Regions from separate parts of the Homo sapiens genome. Here region 2 is linked to region 1. A link is a loop called in an ENCODE intact Hi-C map of the cell type or tissue named here. Cell type or tissue: PC-3. All regions are shown on one strand. Links, peaks and the distances in the headings refer to the core of each region. The heading gives the core; the rest is flanking DNA. Region 1 has its middle 13 kb from the start of ZMIZ2. Region 2 overlaps OGDH (oxoglutarate dehydrogenase).

Region 1 (2,914 bases), core at 89-2,588:
TGATCCTACCACCTCAGCCTCTGAAATAGCTGGGACTACAGATACGTGCCACCATGCCCAGCTAATTTTTGTACTTTTTGTGGAGATGGGGTCTCCCTGTGTGCCTAGGCTGGTCTCAAACTCCTGGGCTCAAGTGATCCACCCATCTCTGCCTCCCAGAGCACTGGGATTACAAGGGTGAGCCACTACCATCAGCCTCTTTTTGCTCTTAATAACAGTCTATTCGAGCTATAAATTCACATTTATACAATTCACCTGGGGTGGGTGTGGTGGCTCACGCCTGTAATTCCAGCACTTTGGGAGGCTGAGGTGGGCAAATCACGAGGTCAAGAGTTCGAGACCAGCCTGGCCAACATGATGAAACCCCGTCTCTACTAAGAATACAAAAATTAGCTAGGTGTGGTGGCACACGCCTGTAATCCCAGCTACTTGGGAGGCTGAGGCAGGAGAACTGCTTGAACCCTGAAGGTGGAGGTTGTAGTGAGCCGAGATTGCGCCACTGCCCTCCAGCCTGGGCAACAGAGCAAGACGCCATCTCAAAAAAAAAAAAAAATTCACCTATATAAAGTATACAATTCAACAGTGTTATGTATATGAACATAATCAATTTTAGAGCATTTTTATCACTGTCAGAAGAGATCCTATATCCATTAGATGTCATTCCGCATTACCTCCTCCCCAGCCCCTGGCAACCAATAATCTACTTTTTGTTCCTATGGTTTGCCTATTCTGGACATTTAATATATACGGAATAATAAAATATGTGATCTTTTGTATCTGGCTTCTTTCACTGAGCATAATGCTTTCATGGTTTATTCATGTTGTAGCATGTATCAGCACTTTATTCCTTTTCATTGCTGAATAATATTCCATCATAGGGATACACCACATTCTGTTTATCTGTTCATGAGTTGATGGACATTTTGGTTATTTCAGCTTTTTGGCTACTATGAATAATGCAGCTATGAACATTCATGTATAAGTCTCTGTGTGGACATGCTTTCACTTCTCTGGGTACATACTTGTAAGTGGAATTAATGGGTTTAATGGTAACTCTATGTTTAAACTTGGAGAAACTACCAGATGATCTTCCTGTTCTCCAAAGCAGCTGTACTATTTGACATTCCCACCAGCAGTGTATGAGGGTTCCAGCTTCTCTACATCCTGTGTCTTTTTATTAGTCATTCTAGTAGGTGTGACGTGGCATCTCATTGTGGTTTTCGTTGGCATTTCCCTAATGATTCATGATGTTGAGAATCTTTTCACATACTTACTGCCATTTGTATATCTTCCTTGGAGAAATGACTATTCAGATCCTTTACCCGTTCTTAAATTGGATTTCTTTTCAAGAGGATGAGGGTCTCCCTGTGTTGCCCAGGCTGGTGTCTAACACCTGGGCTCAAGTGATCCTCTTGCCTCAGCCTCCTGAGTAGCTGGGACTAGAGGCACACGCCACTGCTCCCAACTTGGAATTCTTTGTATATTCTGGACACAAGTCCCTTATCAGATATAATTTGTAAACATTTTCTCCTATTCTGTGGATTGTCCTTTCACTTATTTTTTTTTCCTTTTTTTTTTTTTTTTTGAGATGGAGTCTTGCTCTGTTGCCCAGGCTGGAGTGCAGTGGCATGAATTACAGGCGCCCGCCACCACGCCTGGCTAATTTTTGTATTTTTAGTAGAGACGGGGTTTCACCATGTTGGTCAGGCTGGTCTCGAACTCCTGACCTCGTGATCTGCCCACCTCAGCCTCCCAATGTGCTAGGATTACAGGCGTGAGCCACTGCGTCCAGCCTATGTCTGGACTTTCAATTCTATTCCATTGATTTATGTATCTCTCCTTATGCCGGTACCTCACTGATCTGATTACTGTAGCTTTGTAGTAAGTTAAAATTGGGGCCCAGGTTCCATGGCTCATACATATAATCCCAGTGCTGTAGGAGACTGAGGATTGAGGATCCCTTGAGGCCAAGAGTTCAAGACCAGCATGGGCAACTCATCAAGATCCTGTCTATACAAAAGAATTTTTTTTTTTTTTGAGATGGAGTTTTGCTCTTGTTGCCCAGGCTGGATTGCAGTGGTATGATCTTGGCTCACTGCAACCACTGCCTCCTGGGTTCAAGCAATTCTCCCTCCTCAGCCTCCTGAGTAGCTGAATTATAGGCTCCCGCCCCCATGCCTGGCTAATTTTTGTATTTTTAGTAGAGACAGGCTTTCGCCACGTTGGCCAGGCTGGCCTGGAACTCCTGAACTCAGGTGATCTGCCATCCTCGGCCTCCCAAAGTGCTGGGATTACAGGTGTGAGCCACTACACCTAGCCAAAAAATATATTTTGTTAATTAGCTGGGCTTGGTGGCATGCACCTGTAGCCCTAGCTATTCAGGAGGCTGAAATGGGAGGATTGCTTTAGCTCAGGAGTTTGAGGGTGCAGTGAGCTATAATTGCACCACTGCACTCCAGCTTGGGAGAGAGATCCTGTCTGTAAAAACAAAACAAACAAGGAAAGGAGAAAGGAAGGGGGAAAGGAAAGGTGAGGGGAGGGAAGAGTAAGGGAGGGGAAGGGAGGAGAGGGGAGTGGAGGGGGAAGGGGAAGGAAGAGGAAAGGATGGGAAGGGAGGGGAGGGGAAGGGAGGGGAGGGAGAGGGAGTGGAAGGAAGGGGAAGGGAGGGGAGGGAAGGGAAGGGAATTGGGAAGTGTGAGTTTTCCAACTTTGCTGTCTTTTTTTCAAGGTTGTTTTGGCTATTCTGGGTCACTTGAATTTTTTTATAACTTTATGTCTAATTGACAAATAATAATTGTATATCATTATAGGGTAAAAGGTATTATTATATGTATACACTGTGGAATGATTAAATCAAGTTAACTAGGTCAGGAGCAGTGACTCATGCCTGTAATCCCAGAACTTTGGGAGGCCA
Region 2 (2,914 bases), core at 273-2,772, 100 kb after region 1:
TAATCCAGCCAAGCTGATAAAAAGTCAGCTGCTGGGCACCATGTGACCAGCCAGCCTGGAGTTCAGCCGGCGCTGCTGTAAGGGGCAGGCCTCCCATCCCGGCCTCAGTGTAGACCAACAACTCATTCTTTTCCTGCACACAAGACAGGGCAGGCCTGCATGACCTCTACCACTCCTTCCAATGCTGCCCAGGAAATGGTCCTAAACGTGTGGGCCAGAGCTTTTCCTGAAAATATCCTAAGAACAAGATTTAAAACCCATATGTGTGACTACCCTGTATGTCCAAACAGGGTACTCCCTATTGGGGAGACTTGTGGATGGAATGCCCACCTCCAGAGCCTTCAGCAAATGATTCATGCTGTTGGGCTAAGCACAAGTCTCCAAAGAAAATGTGCAGATGGTAGAGCTGGACTCTGGACCCTCCATCAATGCAGGCCTTGCTCAGACCTTGCCCAGGCCAGAGTACCACTTACCACCATTCTGCCTATGAAGCAAAAACAAGGTAGGGCACTGTGATCCAGGCCTGGTGACCTGCCACTACAAGCTGTTTATACTGAGGCCAGTTAAGAATGGGCTTCTATTTAGGTATTCTTCAATTAAGGAAACCACATGCTCCATTATAGCAATGCTTAGTCATTATAGGTGACAGAATATTTCTAAACAATCTCTATTATCTTCTGTCTGTACAGGTGTGTAAATAAAACATCAATAAACTTCCAAGATTAGCAAAGAACAGCTGCTTCAGCTCTGCCCTATGGAATCTACTGATATCAGAATGATATTTGCTGGGATTCTGCACTAGACTAAAGGTGGCTGCTCTATCAGGTCATTATGAAAAGAGCTGTGGAGGGCTGTCCAGTGGCCATGCCTTTTCCTCTCCCCAAACGGATGTCCCTAAGGGTTGTCTGTGACTTGCTCTAACCAAGGTAATGGCGTGGGGAGTAGCAGTGTACGGTCTGGACCTAGGCCTCAAAGGCCCCACAGCCTTTCTTTTCCCTGTCTGGAGCTACTCTGGGACTTTGTGCAGGAATCGCTCCGGCCTACTGGAGGATGGCAGGGCCCAGTGAACAGCCAGCACAAACTGCCAGACACATCAGAGGCCTTCATGGCTTCTAGCCTGGTGTGAGCCTCAGCTCCAAGGGAGCTGGCAGTGGGAGGAGTGGGGAAACCTAGCCAACCCACAGAGTCATGAGACATGCTACACTGGTGCCAAGTTTTGAGGTGGTTTGTTATACAAACATTCATGGAAACCAGACTTTTTACTGCATGAAAAGATGACATCCAAGATACTGTGACCCCTTTCTCACGCAGTCTTTCTGACACACCTCAGGAAATGAGAACGCTTCAAACTACCCAGATCTGCACACAATGGCACATTTTATCAGCTCTCAGAATTGCAACTCTCAAGGAGGTGAGGAAGACCCACAGTCTGGGGTCACCTGTGGTCGTCTGGTTGAGGCCTCATCTGTCCTCAATAATTATGCAACCCTATTTGGGGGAACCCCAGCCCAGCTACACAAAGCATCTGCTCCAGGGTTTCAGAGGGAATACCACGTGACTGACCACTCAAAGAGAGGGTTCTAAAGGCTATCTCCTCACCTCACGATCCAATCATGGACGCGAAGAGATATGAGAATCCCAAAGTCCTCAAACCTCCCTCCAAGGGAGTCTTGGATGGGGAGGGGAGCCAGAGAACAGTAACCTAGAGACTAAACAGACTATTTTTTAATAACATGATGACTTCATCTAAAAAACCGGCACTAACCTTTTAGTAATTTCTCACCGCCACCCAGCTTCAGACTGTGCGGGGAAGCTGAGCCTGCCTCTGACTTACAAAGCATGGCTCTTTCATTTCCTCAAAGGCAAGCACCTGTGGCCACCTGTGCTACAGAATGGAACTCACTGGAACAATTTGCTCCTTTTCACTCTTGGAGTCTACTTTCCCATTGAGGGTTTTTTTTTTTTTTTTTTTTTTGACACAGAGTCTCGCTCTGTTGCCCAGGCTAGAGTGCAGTGGCTCAATCTTGGCTCACTAAAAGCTCCGCCTCCCAGGTTCACGCCATTCTCCTGCCTCAGCTTCCCAAGTAGCTGGGACTACAGGGGTGCGCCACCATGCCCGGCTAATTTTTTGTATTTTTAGTACAGACAGGGTTTCACCATGTTAGCCAGGATGGTCTCGATCTCCTGACCTCGTGATCTGCCCACCTCAGCCTCCCAAAGTGCTGGGATTACAGGCGTGAGCCACTGTGCCTGGCCCCATTAAGGTATTTTTGATCTCTCTCCCCTTTCAATTTCTGACATTAAACAAAATTTTTTTTTTCTTAAAGTACAGTACAAAAGGATAATCATTAAAAACATCCACCAGGCGGATCATGAGGTCAGGAGATTGAGACCATCCTGGCTAACATGGCGAAACCCCGTCTCTACTAAAAATACAAAAAATTAGCCAGGCGTGGTGGCACGCGCCTATGGTCCCAGCTACTTGGGAGCCTGAGGCAGGTGAATCACTTGAACCCGGGGAGGCGGAGGTTGCAGTGAGCCGAGATCGTGCCATTGCACTCTAGCCTGTGTGACAGAGCGAAAGTCCATCTCAAAACAACAATAACAACAACAACAAAAAACATCCACCAGGCTCAGTGGCTCACGCCTGTAATCCCACCACTTTAGGAGGCAAGGCAGGAGGATGGCTTGAAGCCAGGAGTTTGAGACCAGCCTGGGCAAAAAAACAAGACCCTGTCTCTATAAAAAATATAAAATATTAGTCAGGCATGGTGGTGTGCACCTGTACTCCCAGCTACTCAGGAAGCTGAGGCGTGGGGGAGTGGCGGGGGAGTGGATTACTTGAGCCCAGAAGTTTGAGGCTACTATCATGGTGCCACTGCACTCCAGTATGGGTAATGGAGACCCTGTCTCA

Evidence for each region. Peaks named below come from ENCODE experiments on the same cell type or tissue, not always from the same donor. Only the 100,000 strongest peaks of a DNase experiment are listed, where the experiment ranks them.
Region 2: a loop joins it to region 1, with 13 times the contacts of the local background. A loop is called at or near these places in 10 of 110 quality-filtered maps.

The regions. Positions count from the first base shown.
Region 1 is chr7:44,733,901-44,736,814 of GRCh38, reverse strand. No RefSeq gene overlaps it. Among named protein-coding and RNA genes, the nearest start is that of ZMIZ2, 13 kb to the left of the region's middle. In PC-3, for the core only: no CTCF peak of the experiment used is centred there; DNase peaks (open chromatin) are centred at 1,184 and 2,554; H3K4me3 peaks cover 269 bases; H3K27ac peaks cover 2,500 bases.
Region 2 is chr7:44,632,314-44,635,227 of GRCh38, reverse strand. All of the region lies in intron 2 of OGDH (oxoglutarate dehydrogenase), which reads right to left. Among named protein-coding and RNA genes, the nearest start is that of OGDH, 27 kb to the right of the region's middle. RefSeq lists an enhancer at 1,048-1,097. In PC-3, for the core only: no CTCF peak of the experiment used is centred there; DNase peaks (open chromatin) are centred at 1,237 and 1,737; H3K27ac peaks cover 2,500 bases.